Linked DNA regions of Homo sapiens: region 2 is linked to region 1. The links are chromatin loops, found by intact Hi-C in ENCODE. Cell type or tissue: PC-9. All regions are shown on one strand.

Region 1 (8,000 bases):
CATGTTTTTGTCCCCCCAGATTCATCATATTGAAACCCTAATCCCCAGTGGGATGATATTTCGAGATGAGGCCTTTAGGAGGTGATTTGGTCATGAGGGTAGAGCCCACAGGATGGGATTAGTTCCGTTGTAAGTAGAGACATGAGAAAGCTGGCTTCCTGTCTCTATGTTTCCATGCTCCTCCACCATATGAGGATACAAGAAGAGGACAGCAGTCTGCAAATCAGGAAGGGAGCCTTCAACCAGACACTGAATCTGCCAGCACCTTGACCTTAGACTTCCCAGCCTTCAAAACTGTGAGAAATAAATTTCTGTTGTTTAAGCCACCTAGTCTATAGTATTCTGTTACAGAAGCCCAAACTAACTAAGATATTGGTCTAGTTTATTACTCCTTGTCGTAAATTTGTAAGTCTTAATGCAGAAAAGTAACCTGAAATCATTCAGTTCAGGCTCTGGTTTTAAGGTTGGTGAGTTATCACCATCCCATTCTACACGTAAGACACCTAAGGCCTGGGAGCTTAAACCAGTTGCCTAAAGTCATAGAACGAGTTGTCTTCTGCCTCCAAACACAGCACATCCCACTATGTACCAAATTTTTCAGAGTCTCTGTGAAGTCTTTCTACATTTCTCCTTGACAGAATGAATTTCCTGGCCTGAATTCATTTCTCTGAATTTGGGGGAGAAAAGACAAATGTTACCTTGTCATTTTCGCTTTTACTCTCTAAAGCAGGAAAGAAAAGTTTCAGGGAAACATTACAGTTTTTCCTGAGGGAAAATCATCTTGACATATAGGATAAAAGTGCAGACTCTAGAGCTTGAGGGAGACCTATTTCCAAAAGGATCATGGAGCTTATTTCTGTCACGTGAATGTGCGTGCATGTGTGTGTGTGTGTGTGTGTGTGTGTGTAGCAGGGAGTGGAGAGCTTTTAGTACACTCAGTCAAATATAGAGATGTCACTTAGAGAGGCACTTACAGCAGAACCTGCTGTCCTATATATAAAAAACAGTACTGTACTGTACTTAATTTAGCCCTCCAGAAAGGGTCATGAATATGCATTTTGTCTAAGAAAATTATTTCTTTTCACAACCTCATGTGTGATGCTGTAGGCTAAGCTAATCAATGTAGTTAAATTTAGCCCTGGTTTTGAAAGTTTGTTTTAGAAAAGGTCACGGTACTAACCCTGTAGTTTATTGTGTGAGGAAAGAAAGCATCATGGCAAACCAAGCAACTGATGTGCACCCCCATCCTAAGAATATAAACATATTGTTTGTATTTGAGGTTCAGTTCCACTTGCAGTTAGTGATATTATTCTCAAAGTTGACTTGATTCCTGCTGTGCTGTGAAATATACAAGGACAAAAAACCAAACACCGCATGTTCTCACTCATAGGTGGGAATTGAACAATGAGAACACTTGGTCACAGGAAGGGGAACATCACACACCGGGGCCTGTTGTGGGGCGGGGGGAGGGGGAAGGGATAGCATTAGGAGATATACCTAATGTAAATGACGAGTTAATGGGTGCAGCACACCAACATGGCACACGTATACATATGTAACAGACCTGCACGTTGTGCACATGTACCCTAGAACTTAAAGTATAACAAAAAAATATATAAAAAAAAAAGAAAAGAAAGATATTGTCTACCATGGGGGTGTGGGAGGTCTGTGAGCTTGCCTTTCTCTGGGCAAGGGGGTTGCCCAGAAGGCTGGGGTTGGGCATTTATTCAACCTGTGCATGTAGATATGGTGTAAAAGAAGGCAGAAAAGGGCATCTTACAGATGAGAAGATTTGATTGGATACATCCTTTGATATGGCACTCAGTTACATGAAGAGGCTTAGGGCTGGGGTGCGATGGAGACACTACCTCTCCCCTGCTACATCCACAACTGTGAGAGCTGGAGCACTTTCAAGGGCCAGGAGATTCTGCCTTCTCTTTGCAGAGGTGGGGATTGGTGATGGTAGATGGTGTGCTGGCCAGGAGAGGAACTGAGGATCAGAGAGGTAAAGTGACTCACATCCCAGAGCTTCAAAGAAATCTGGCCAAACTGAAAGCGGAGGCTGTGCCCCTCTATTTAGAGAGGTGACAGCCTAGAACAGTGCTGTCCAGTAGAATTTTCTGCAGTGTTGGAAATATTCTATAATTTTGTCACAGGTGACTATTGAGCACTTGAAAAGTAGCTAGTGCAACTGAATTTGTCATTTTATTTAATTTTAATAATTTTAATTCAAATAGCCACAAGTGGCTAGTGTCTACCATATTAGGTCAATTCTAAAAGAAGTGGTACTTTAAAGAGATGAAGTGGGAAAGCAAGAGTGAATTCAGGGAAAAATACAGAGTTCAGGTTATGAAAGCCAGGATTCTGAAGGTACATATGAGAACTATCTGGAAAGCATCAGAAAAATAAAGCTTCCTAGACCCAGACCAGGACAGCCCAATCAGAGTCTTTTGGTACATAACCTTTAAATGAGATCTACCATATTCATTGGTAAGAAGAGGCAGATCTGGGAATGTGGGTTGCAAATGATAAAAGGTCTTGCCTGCCAAACTTAAGATTTTATACTCAATTTTATTGGCAGCGAGGGCCTCATTGAAAGGGGAGAGTCACATGGTGAGTGCATTAGGCAAGGCTTGCAGCAGCCTGTGTAAGACATGATGCCAATGGAAGATAGGAGATGATTGCAGAGCTGAGTGTTAAAAGATACCTGGAGTATTCATTTCTCCCTCAGAATATGAGTGTGTTTATTTCACTGGGGGCTGTCCATATTCTTCTCTGGCTTGAACATTGGTTCAAAACATTTCTGCAGCAGCCTGTGTAAGACATGATGCCAATGGAAGATAGGAGATGATTGCAGACCTGAGTGTTAAAAGATACCTGGACTGTTCATTTCTCCCTCAGAATATGAGTGTGTTTATTTCACTGGGGGCTGTCCATATTCTTCTCTGGCTTGAACATTGGTTTGAAACATTTCTTAGCAAATATGCTGCTGCATGCCTCCAGTCCCACTAAATGTTACGGTGATTGAAAATTACAGTTGCTTCCCTTGGGCGCAGAGGGGGCTCTTTGTAATGAAATAGAGATGCAGCAGCCATTTGGCATGTGGAGTAACAGCTTCTCTGGGACCTCCAGCAGGGGCCCATGGTATCATAAAAGGGGATGAGTCACCAGGGAAAGGAACAATTGTGGGTCTCAGAGTGTGCCCTTCCCTCTCTATGACTTCTGAGCTCCAATGAGCAATCTTAACTGCTGTCACCGGGAACTAGGACACCGTGAACACAGTGTTCGAGGCCCAGCCGATGACTCACTGCATAACTCTGATAAACTATTTCATGGTTCACAGTGGGGAGAGAGATTGCTTTTAAAAATTGAAAAGGAAAAAATAAAATACAATATATGTTGAATTGAAGTTTTGAGATGGATAAAATGCCTTTTCCCAAACAGCAAAGTATCAGAAGAGTCAGTTTTTTTTCTTTAATAGTGCCGGGGAAGGCATGGGGGAGGGAGAGACTGGGTATCCTTATAAGCTGCTGGGAGAATGGAAAGCTGGGGTTTTAGGAGTGGTTTTTATCTTGTTGGGAGAGTTCAGCTGTCATCCTGAAGGACAGGTGACCTCTGCCTGGGAAGTGTTTTCCTCTAGCTATGCTGTTGGCCCTTTATGTGTACAGTTACACATCACTTAAAAACGGGGATGCGTTCAAAGAAATGTGTCCTTAGGCAATTTTGTCATTGAGCAAACATCATAGAGTGTACTCCCACAAACCTAGATGGTACATTTATGCTAAGTTTCGGGTGAATTTGGCGTCTTACAGAGCACATGATCGGCCACCATCTCACTCTGGCCCCTCCCACTCTCTTTCCCTCCACCTTTCTGGAACAGGGCCAAAGCCCTCCTCTTGTTCCCTGGCAGAAGGGATCATATCATTTTCTTTCCCTGCACTTTTATTAGGTATTTTTCTAAATACAATTTCTTAAAAAAAATTCTCACAACAACAATTATAAAAGCGAATCTTTCTACCTACTAAATTAATAAGTGCCATTTTATGGAGCATCTACCATGTTCTGGACATTATGCAAGATGAAGCATTTTAAGAAGACTTTGAAGAGGGCCAGGAGACTAAACCTCCAGAGAGAAAAAAATTTAGTCATCTGAGATGTAATTGATATCTGACAAAGGACTCACTTTAGCAGTGCCACAGATGTGGGCTCTATTATTTTCTTGAAGGTCTGAGGATTAAAGTTATAATATTAAAGAATGTGACTTTGCTGGCACCTGACTATTTTTCTTTAAGAGATGTTTATCTCTTATCCTTTATATTTTGTTTTGTAACCATGAGTCAAGATATTTTTATTATAATGTCCAAGTCTTTAGATGGGTTCCTTAGAAGCACAGCCTGAGATGGGTATCTGGTGCATGTATCTTATTGTGGAGAGCTCTAAGGATGTGGGTGTGTGTATATAGAGTTTGGTGTGGGGTTGGGGGCTGTGTCCAGATAAAAGGAGCTGAGCAAGGATGTGGTCTCAGCTGGAGACTAGCCTCAGTCTGCTCACACAGGGAGCTCTGGGGCATGAGTAACACCACAAAGATGGTTTTACCTTAAGTCACTCAGTCATTGGCCAGGACTGCCCCTGGGGCAGAGATGTGGCATCATCTTTTCAGTAAGGAGGGCTTCTTTGATCCAAGAACAATTCTGTGGAGAATAGAGTATCTGTGTGCTGTCAGCAACTGTTATAGGCTTCACTGAGTCCCCGCTAAAAGCCATATGTTGGAGCCCTAACCCCCAGTACTTCAGAATGTGACTGTATTTGAAGACATGGCTTTTAGAGAGGTGGTTAAATTAAAATGAGGCTGATAGGGTGGGCTCTAAGCCAATCTGACTGTGTCCTCATAAGAAGAGGAGATTAGGCTTTTCAATGATCGCCATTCTAACTGGCATGAGACGGTATCTCATTGTGGTTTTGATTTGCGTTTCTCTAATGACCAGTGATGATGAGCTTTTTTTCATATGTTTGTTGGTCACATAAATGTCTTCTTTTGAGAAGAGTCTGTTCATATCCTTTGCCCACTTTTTGATAGGGTTGCTGGAGAGGATGTGGAGAAATAGGAATGCTTTTACACTGTTGGTGGGAGTGTAAATTAGTTCAACCATTGTGGAAGACAGTGTGGTGATTCCTCAAGGATCTAGAACCAGAAATACCATTTGACCCAGCAATCCCATTACTGGGTATATACCCAAAGGATTATAAATCATTCTACTGTAAAGACACATGCACATGTATGTTTATTGCAGCACTATTCACAATAGCAAAGACCTGGAAACAACCCAAATGCCCAAAAATGATAGACTGGATAAAGAAAATGTGGCACATATATAACATGGAATACTATGCAGCCATAAAAAAGGATGAGTTCACATCCTTTGCAGGGACATGGATGAAGCTAGAAACCATCATTCTCAGCAAACTAACACAAGAACAGAAAACCAAACACTGCATGTTCTCACTCATAAGTGGGAGTTGAACAATGAGAACACATGGACACAGGGAGGGGAACATCACACACTGGGGTCTGTCAGGGGGTGGGGGACTAGGGGAGGGACAGCATTAGGAGAAATACCTAATGTGGATGATGGGTTGATGGGTGCAGCAAACCTGGGTGTAGCAAACCATCAGGACGCGTGTGTATCCATGGAACAAACCTGCATGTTCTGCACATGTATCCCCAAACTTAAAGTATACAAAAAAAAAAAAGAGGAATAAGAGATTAGGACACAGGGACACCAGGGTATGCATGCACAGAGGATGACCTTGTGAAGAAGCAGCAAGAGGGAAGCCAAGGAGAAAGGCCTCAGAGGAATCCAACCCTGCTGGCCCCTTAATCTCCAACCTCCAGAACTCTGGGAAATAAATTTCTATTGTTTAAATCACCCAATCTGTGGTATCTTCTCATTACAGCTCTGGCTGACTTAATACAGCAGCCAACATGCACAGCAGCTAGCAGACGAGGGTGTGCCAATTATACTTTGGAGTGTGTCTGGGAAGAGAATTTGTGTGGGGCATTGATAGTAGCCACTACACCCACTTACAAATGAGAACACCGTGACCCAGAGAAGTGAAGTAGCCCACCTGAGGTCACACAGCCAATAAGCAACGGAGGCAGAATTTGATTGCCATCTGACCCTACAGGTGGTCCTCCTAGTCACTACTTTGTATCATCACTTCTGTTGCAAGGCAGTTTTTCTCAGAAGCAGCAGATGTCACCAGTTAACTTTGACTTCAATTTCTTTTTGGTTTTTTGTTTGTTTTGTTTTGTTTTGTTTTCATCTAAATTGTGCTTACCTTATACAAAATGGAGCTTCTGGGGGAAATTGAGGCAACTCAGCACAATGCCTATGTCTGTGTGTCTTCTCAAAGTATTGACTTTTACCTTATGTAAAAGGTAAAAAAAAATCTTATGGTTTTGGGGACGTTGTAGCATATTAATCATAGGTTTCCTATACATATGAGAAAATAATATTTTTATTTTTAATGTTTTTATTAAAAATGAATTTGAGCAGTTTTTCACACCCACAAATGTTATTTTTGGGAAATTAAGAAATGCTTTGATGGCTGTCATGTTAATACAAATAATAACTGTAATCATTCTAAGCACTGCCACTCCCAATTTGTAATGAATGAACATGGTCTTCATAGAGGCCACATTGAGATACAAGAATAAATCAGTTTGTTCTTATTAGAGCCTTATAATAGCCTTGTTCAGTATTTTCTGGCTTGGTGTAATAAAGCCATTACCCTCTTCAGAAAACTAGAAAAGAAAGGACAAATAGAGATGGACATCTTTTGGTAGCTGCCTTCTGCTGAGGGCTCCCACCACCCACCCTCTGTCTGCCCCATGACAGCCAGCTCCGCAAACTTTAATGCTGAACTATGATTAGATATGCAGAGAGAGGCAGGGTGTCCGGGGCAGACTCTAGGGCACCTGGAGAAAGCTCCAGCCTAACAGCATTTGCTGTCACACTCTGGGTCCTCTTGACTGAGTTCTGGGACTTGACTGAGTGGGCCTGCAGGATGTAACTGGAAGTTTTAGTACGATGAAGACATTTTTTGCAGTTCGAAGGTATGACTACATCTGAGATATAAGTTCAAAGTATGTGAAAAAGAGGAAAGGGGTGGGGGAGTCTTAGGAAAAACATCTGTATCTCCTTCCTCTCCTCAGCTTCCCCTCTCCACGTTACTCTCCCAAAGGATTAGTTAATTCTTTGTATATGATATTATGTGGCAATTTGAAAGTCCTTATCTCTTAGAGATTTATGTACTCATTTATTCAGCAAGAAGTTTTGGGTGTCTGCTTTGAATCATGTGTTGGGGATACCATGGTAAGCAGGATGGGTGTGGCCTCTGCCCTCCTGGAGCTTACCATCTACCTGGAATATTAGAAGGGATTTTTATTTCAGCAGACATAAAGTGCCAGTCATTGTGCTGAATTAGTGGTTCTCAAACTTAAGGGTGCATCAGGATCACCTGGAGAGCTTGTCAAACCACACATTGCTGGACCTTCATCCCAGTTTCTGATTCAGTAGGTTGGAGGTATAGGCAAATTTGGAAATTTTTATTTTTAATAAGAGCCCAGGTGATGTTGTTCTTGCTATTCTGGGGACCACCCTTTAAGAACCATTCTGGGAAGCCTGTCACATGGATTTGCTTAAGGCATTCTAATGGTTAAAACCATCTGGGATGGTGGTGGGCCCACAGGCTGAGATCTTCTAAATGTCTAAAAGGAACTAAGTTCCTTTAGAGGAAACTTGGTTTTCTCTTCAGGCAAAGTTCCTGTTTTATGAAAACACTCTTTTTTAAAAAAATTGTTAATGTATATCTGGATCGTTTTAGCAGTTTAAAGAGCTAATGCAGTAGATGAAGTGACAGGGAGTTTTTCATTTAACAGTTGCATCTGTATGTCATTTTCTCCTCGAAGGTTCTATAAGATAGAGCAATAGTTCTCA
Region 2 (8,000 bases), 140 kb after region 1:
GAATCTGAAATCTTTTGGTGCTGGTGGAACATGAAATATGAGAGTGATAATGTCAGGTTTAGCGAGAAGGGGATAGTGGCCAGCCTCCAACATGACTTCCAGTGATTCTCACTTCTGGTATTCACGTCCTGTGTAGATCCTTCCCACACTGCCTCGGGGCGGCCTGTGTGACCAACAGAATAATGTAGAAGTGATGGTGTGTGACTTCTGAGACTAGGTCATAAAACACATGGATTTCATCTGTATCACCCACACTGGAGGACGCCAGCCACTGTGTTGTAAGAACATGTAGGCAACCCTATGGAGAGATCTATGGGATAAAAAATTGAGACATTTTGCCAACAGCCAGCACCACCTTGCCAGCTGTGTCAGTGAGATATGGGAAGCATATTCTCCAGCCCTGGTCAAGCCTACATTTGACTACAGATCTGGCTGACATCTGGACTAAAACCTCATGAGAAACTCTAAGCTAGAACCACCCCCTTTTAATTCCTGACCTACAGACACTGTGAAATAATGAATGTTTCTTTTGATGGTGTTAACACATTTTACAGTATGTTTCAGCAAAACATCACCAATACAGAAGGCAAAGCTCAGATACATGCTGTCACATTTGCTCTGCTGTGTCCTGTATTTAGGGGCAGCCACTGCAAAGTTATTGATGAACATGATCTTTAGCTGTATCATGGCACTGGGTGGAGAGCAGGTTTGAAAAGGGTGAGACTGGAAGCAGGACAGAAAGGCAGGAGGTTTGTCCAGGTGAGAAAAGATGAAGGCCTGACTTGCATCTGATGAAGTCAAGACATCCTGAGGGGAGATCATGAGAGAGAACTGAGGACTGACTGGATGGGTAGAGGAGTGATGGAGTGGTCTGTGAGGACTGGTAGTTTTACAGCACAGGTGACTGGGCAGGAGACAGGTCATTCACAGAGCTGGTGATACAGGAAGACATGCAGATTGGGCGGCTGGAAAAATACTGAGTTCATTCCTGGGTGTTTTGAGTTTGGGGTGCTTGTGGGGTATTCAATTAAACAGGTCTAGGTGGCCAGGCTCAGTGGCTCACGCCTGTAATTCCAGCACTTTGGGAGGCCGAGGTGGGTGGATCACGAGGTCAGGTGTTCGAAACCAACCTGGCCAACATGGTGAAACTCCATCTCTACTAAAATACAAAAACTAGCCAGGCATGGCAGCAGGCGCCTGAAATTCCGGCTACTGGGGAGGGCAAGGCAGGAGAATTGCTTGAACCTGGGAGATGGAGAATTGCTTGAACCTGGGAGATGGAGAATTGCTTGAACCTAGGAGATGGAGAATTGCTTGAACCTGGGAGATGGAGAATTGCTTGAACCTGGGAGATGGAGTGCATCACACCATGCACTCCAGCCTGAGTGACAGAGTGAGACTCAGTCTCAAAATATAAATAAATAAATAAATAAATAAATAAATAAATAAATAAATAAGGTCTAGGCACAGAGCTTCAGGTGTCTGAAAAATTCTGTCCTGATAGTGTGAAATGGATCTACTTAATGAACTCCGGATAACAGAGCAGTGGATAGTTTTGATGCTATACCTGCAAATAACCAAAAACAGTGTTAGCTTCTAGAAAATGCACCTCCTTTAAGGCTCCTGAATGGGATTTTAGGTTATGTGAATGCTTAATAATAATAAGCAACAGCATCTAGCACTTTCAGGAAGTAATTGGGTAAAATTACAGCCTCTAGCTGATAGCTCTCTGCTGGTAGCATCTCCTCCCCACTCCCACCATGGTATAGTCTTCTAAATTAGTAGTTCTCAACCTTGGCTCTGCATTCAAAGCACCTGGAAAATTTCATGAGGATTAAGTGGAATGGTTTAAAAATAACTGTCAGATGGCAGATGTTTGCTGTCAGTTTCTTCCTGCCTAAAAAGTGAGACTACACTCTTACCTCTCTCCCTCTCCTGAACCAAAGGGGATCCTCTCATTGAAAGAGTTTTGTACAATGCAAAACTTTATTTAAATATATGTATCTCTAAAAGATAACTCTTTTAAGAAACATAGCCACAATACTATCACATCTCAATTATCCATAATTCCTGTATATAAAATATCCAATCAGTATTCTCCTGTCCCTCACTATTTGAATTTGTTTGTTCAAATTAGAATAAAGCCCAGGTGCTTCAATTGATATGTCTCCTCAATCTCTTTTAATGTATAGAGTCTACCACCATATTTCTTTTTCCCTTGTAATTCATTTACTACTGAAACCAGGTCATTTTTCTTGTAAACTTTCAGTCTAGGATTTACTGATTGCATCCTCATGTGTTTTAAAAACAAACTTTTAAAAAAGTTTTACATTTGCAGGCCAGGTGCAGTGGCTCACGCCTGTAATCCTAATATTTTAGGAAGTGCAGGTGGGAAGATAGCTCGAGGTCAGGAGTTGGAGACCAGCTTGGGCAATATACTGAGACCTCCTCTATATATTTTTTAAAGTTTTTTATATTTACAGGAAAAGCGTGGAGATAGTACCTAGAGTTCCCATTACTCCACCTAATTTACTCTGTAATTAACATCTTACATTATTATGGTACATTTCTTGCAATAATGAACCAATTTTGATACATTATCATTAGACAAAGTCTATACCTTATTCAGATTTATCTAATCCAGTTAGTCATGTCATGTGTCCTTAGGCTAGTCTTTGTTGTGAGAGTTTCTCAGACTTTCATTGTATTTCATGATTGCTATCAACTGAATATTTTTGTTCCCCCTAAATTCATATGTTGAAATCCTAACTCCCAATTTATTGGCATTTGGAAGTAGGGCCTTTGGGAGGTGATTAGGTCATGAGGGCAGGGGCCTCACAAATTAGATTAGTGACTTTATAAAAGAGGTGTGTACATATCTACAAATATTTCCCTATATAAACATATGTAGCTATATTAAGTTAAACATGAGTTAATACTGATGTCTCCAACTCGAATCCACTATTACATGGATCATTCTAGTCTCTTCCTGATATTTTAAAAAGGGGCACCTTTATATTTCTTATAACTGGTATTTAGGTTGAGATTCAACTTCAATTTTGTGCAAGAAAAATTAATAGGAGGTGATGTCTTCTTCCATCATGAAGTGCACAGTAACTGGTTGCCTTTTCATGATTTTAGCAAACATTGATGATCATTCCCTAGGATCCATTAATTCTTTAAAGTTTAAAAAAAATTGTAAAATTTTGATTGGCTCCTTCTTCTTTGATTAGCTAGAATACTTATAAAATTTCCTCTCATCAACTATTTAGTAGCCCTGAGGAAGAGCCCATATAAAAAAGGCAGGATGGGCTGGGCGCTGTGGCTCACACCTGTAATCCCAGCACTTTGGGAGGCCAAGGTGGACAGATCACATGAGGTCAGGAGTTCAAAACCAACCTGGCCAACATAGCGAAACCCTGTCTCTACTCAAAATACAAAAATTAGCTGGGCGTGATGGTGGGCACCTGTAAGCCCAGCTACTCAGGGAGGCTGAGGCATGAGAATCACTTGAAGCTGGGAGGCAGAGGTTGCAGTGAGCCGAGATTGCGCCACTGCACTCCAGCCTGGGTGACAGAGCAAGACTCCATCTCAAATAAATAAATAAATAAATAAAATTTAAAAGCATGATAAATGTTTAATTCTTTTCCTCATTATTTTAAAAATGAATTGGTTCCTTAGCATCCTCCCAGACTGACCACAGAGCTATTTTTGATTCCACGTACCGCCATGAACTTGAAGCAGCTTTTTAGGTACACTGCTCAGCCCTCTACCTCCAGCCTTGAGTCCTGGGCATTCTGCCTCAGGATAGTGAATGGGGGATGGTTGGCGGAGGTGGGGAGGTGAGGCAGAAGCAGAGAGGGATTTGAAAGGGATGGCAAAGTTGGGGGTTCTTATGGGCTTCCATTTTCTTCATCCAGAAAAAGCTCTGGTCTCCAAAGCATTAATTCCTGTATAGCTGTTGCCTTGGCTTTTATAGATTTTCATGTTGCCTTATAAATAGTTGAGTCCATCTTTAAAAGTCTCTTCAAGCAACCAGGAAAGAAAGAACAGCCTGAAGATCTGGAAAGGGCATGTTTAACCCTAAATCCTTAAAAGTAGCTAATCTAGGAGAGAAGGTTACCTTTGAAATGCTGGGGAGAGGGGTAGATCACCTCTTCTCCACCTTGGCTATTAGTTACCTGAAACATCTTTGAAAAGCCACATGTCCCTGTATTACCTCCACAGATTCTGATTCAGTTGCTCTGGCTGGAACCCGGAAATTGGCAGTTGCTATCCGCTTTTAGAGCAAGGTGAGTGTAACATGAAGCCAGGGCCATTTCCAAGTCCCCAGAATGATAGCAGGCCAACATGGATTGTGTCACACCTACAGCTTTATCACCTTGATCTGCCCATCTGATGTTAGTATTTGGCATCTCCACCCTGCAACTCAGAAGACTAAGCTAGGAAAAATGATGCCTAACAGTTTTCATCCCTGCTTGAAACACTGGGGCCTTGATGAGTGTGGCTCAGTTCCAACTCCTGGGTCTTTAACATAACACACAGCAGCGTGTCCCAACCCTCGACTCCAAGAATGGATACATTTATTTTCTGCCTTGCACTGTTCTAAGTGCTTTACATATCTCAACATCCCTAATAGGTTGGTATCATCTCCACTTAACAGATGAGCTGCTGGGATCTGAGAGAGTTAAGTGACTTGTTAAGGGCACAAACCTGTTTCTGGGTGGGTCCGGACTCTTTCCCACCATATGCCGTCACTTACAGGCTGTGAGTTTATGCCCAGCCCCCCTCAAGGAGCTGCCTCCTGCTTTCTATTGCATAATCAATATCGACACCTGGTGTAGGGGCGCTCTGCACGGTGGGGAAGGCCTGGCCTGGAGTGAGGGATCCTGCATCTCAGCATCAGGCCCTGAGTAGGCCTCTGCCCTTGTGGTAGGGTAACCCACCCTCCTTCATAGCTCAGAGGTCTGAGGGGGTTTGAGGGAAAGACTAGAAAGCCTAGGAGGCTTCTTCTATCTCTCACCCCTCCTCACTCCCAGTCCTGTGCCACAGGATTTCACTCACAGCTCCTTCCACCCCCACCCTTCCCCTGAAAATCTCACTGCCCTGTGACTTCTCCATGTGCCACTTCCTGTGCGTCAGATCCCCGCGATAAGCTGCCCACTGCCTGTGGCCGCCCCAATTCCTTAGAACTACACTTATCACTGCTCACCCTTCTCCTACTCTCCCCCTCTCAGAAAATGACACCACATCCAGGAAACTCGGAACCAACACTAGCCCAGCGCTCCCTCTTCCCCATTCACTCAGTTACCAAGTCCCCACAGTTTCACCACTCAAGACAGTTGTCAGACCATGGCGCCTCTCCATCCCCATTTCCCTAGGATAGGCCTTGGTGTCTGAGGCCAACCCTGCCTCATTTCCTCCTAACCCCCACCCAGGCCTTGTGCTTTGTGTACCACCACACCCAACCAAAGGTAGTTATTACTTCTTTGGCTCCCAGCACTCAAGTGAGCGCCCCAGCTCTCCCTTACCTGCTGGCACACTCCAGCTGACTCCAGATTCTGACGTAGGCGTTTATGTACTAGCCTTTCTCCAGGTTCAGGGCGCTGCCACACCTTCAGCCCCGCCCCGCCCCGCCGCAAGCCCAACCCAGAGGTTGCTTATGGTTTCCCTAAGGTTCCTGGGCTCTGGACATCAGTCCGGTCTGCAAGCCCCGCCCTGATTGGCTGCCTCCGGCACCGGTCGCTGCGCCCTGACCTAAGGCGCCCAGGTTCCTCCCCCTTATCCCTGCAGGGCTGGTGCCTTGCGGCACCGCCCACGCTCGGATTGGTCCGAGGTGAGATTCGCCCTTGTGCCCTCGTAGGCCTTCGGAACAGCGGAAGAGCAGTGTCGGGCCATGGCCAGGGCCCGCAGGCTGGAGCTGGCCGAGGCCCTGGCGCTGGGGCCAGGCTAGAGGCATGCCTGCTATGCGCTCCTGCACGCGCCGGACCCTGGAATTCTCTCTGGCCGCCTCCCTCTGCGCTACGCCATACTGGTGAGGAGGGCGCGCGCCCGGCCACTCTCCGCTCTGGCCTTGCACCTTCCTTGCGGCGCTACTCTCGGGTGTCCCTGCCAATCCCAGCTTCCTCCTCTCTCAGATGCAGATGCGCTTTGATGGGCGCCTGGGCTTCCCTGGCGGATTCGTGGACTCGCAAGACAGCAGCCTGGAGGACGGGCTGAACCGTGGTCTGCTGGAACTGCTGGGCGAGGCGGCGGCCGCCTTCCGCGTGGAGCGCCCTGACTACCGCAGCTCTCACGCCGGATCAAGGCCACGTGTTGTGGCCCACTTCTATGCCAAATCTCTGACGCTCGAGCAGCTGTTGGCTGTGGAGGCCAGCGCAACAGGGGCCAAGGACCACGGGCTGGAGGTGGGGCCAGTCTGGGACCCTGCCCCATATCTTATTCCTTTTCCTTCCATGTCTTCCTTTGCCTCAGCAACTCTTTTTGGATTGAGGTCCCCGTCTGTCAGAACTTGCCCTCTTCCCCATTTTCTTGGTGGAGTTGGGATCTTGGTCTTCTCTTATTGAATGGTACTGCCAACCTAGGCTTCCTGGGAAGATTTCCACCCACCTCGCCCTTTACTGGGCTCTGGAGAGATTTTTCTAGAACACACATATCTACATCTCTCTGCTGCTCTCTATTGATAATGTGAAAATGGCCAGGCATCTACCCTAGTCCCTTATTGTTGGGCCTCTGTTTCTCTTAGGAAGAAGATATGGCCCTAATACTTAAGGCCCTAATACTTAAGGCCAGGGAGACAGATTGTATATGGAGGTAGTTCTCAAATTTTGTCAAGTATCAGAATCATCTCTGAGGCTTATAAAAACAAAAATGACTAGATTCTACTCCCAGAACGCTGGTTGTGGGTGAGAAAGCCCCAGCTTCCACCACTCCCAAGTTCTGGGAGGGCAGGGGTTCAGAAATCTGAGATTGCTTTTTTCAAAAGTTCCCAAGTGATGCTGATAACGCTGGTCTAGGTTTCCCATTTTGAGAACCATTGTTGCAGGGCTAAGCATGAATTTTGGCGTTAGGAGCCACTAGAGGTGTAGGGGACAGAAGTCATAAGGATTAACATTGATGGAGCTGGATAGCATGTCTTGGGTCATTTGTCTGCAGAGGGTTGAGCCCACTGGGCCTCCTTTAGATAGGAGCCTTGGGCTTGTTTCTGCTGGAGTATTAAGAGTTGTGGCATCTGCTCTAGAAAGATCTGCTAAAGAGAGGATGGAGGTAGTGACATGAGCTACCTGGAGTCCCAGTGTCTCCTGTCTCCTTCCTTTTACAGGTGCTGGGCCTGGTGTGAGTGCCCCTGTACCCTGCATGATGGTGTGGGAGGCCTGCCCATCTTTCTGGAGAATTGCTTTATTGGTGCTGCCTGGGAGCAGTTACTGGATACCCTCCAGGACTTGGGAGTGGTGGAAGCTGGTGCTTTCTCAGGACTTCAGATCCCAGTTCGTCTGAGGCAACCCTCTGTGGACTCAGGGAACCTGAGCTGAGGACTTTGGTACAAGGAAGGGAATGTTTTCTCTTCCGGACCTAAAGACGATACCAAATTAAAAGAAGACATGTATATCATATGTTTTGAGCAGAGGACCCTCCAATTCATGGGATCAGGGGCAAAAATCCACAGCTCATCCCAGGGGCCCTGGCAGGTTCTCAGAGCCTACCTCTTCCTTGTATATTTGCATACAGCCTGGTAACCCCCAGGCATGCATATGTACAATGTGACCACACACAGCCTGACATCTTTCACCTGTCAAGTCCAATTTAACCAGGAATTGGCATTTGTTACCATACCCTGCCTCTTGCTTTGCAGAGAGCTTCTACAGCAAGGCTGAGTCCTTCCCACAGTCCTCCATGCCTGCTCTTTAGGGTCTACCCCAGCCCATGTTTTTTGGGAAGGATAGAGAAGCAGAGGACCCTCTTTGCTTTCCTGAAAGTAGCCATGCCCTTGCTGGAGGGTT

What was found. Hi-C counts contacts between places; a loop is a spot of excess contacts. Peaks named below come from ENCODE experiments on the same cell type or tissue, not always from the same donor. Only the 100,000 strongest peaks of a DNase experiment are listed, where the experiment ranks them.
Region 2: a loop joins it to region 1, with 6 times the contacts of the local background. A loop is called at or near these places in 2 of 110 quality-filtered maps.

The regions. Positions count from the first base shown.
Region 1 is chr3:131,213,818-131,221,817 of GRCh38, forward strand. All of the region lies in intron 14 of NEK11 (NIMA related kinase 11), which reads left to right. Among named protein-coding and RNA genes, the nearest start is that of NUDT16-DT, 160 kb to the right of the region's middle. RefSeq lists an enhancer at 2,930-3,431. In PC-9, no CTCF peak of the experiment used is centred here; DNase peaks (open chromatin) are centred at 3,234 and 3,724; H3K4me3 peaks cover 1,066 bases; H3K27ac peaks cover 2,490 bases.
Region 2 is chr3:131,356,035-131,364,034 of GRCh38, forward strand. All of the region lies in intron 2 of NUDT16-DT (NUDT16 divergent transcript), which reads right to left. It also overlaps the pseudogene NUDT16L2P. Among named protein-coding and RNA genes, the nearest start is that of NUDT16-DT, 21 kb to the right of the region's middle. RefSeq lists enhancers at 5,657-6,201, 6,084-6,143, 6,164-6,213. In PC-9, no CTCF peak of the experiment used is centred here; DNase peaks (open chromatin) are centred at 4,357 and 5,717; H3K4me3 peaks cover 1,843 bases.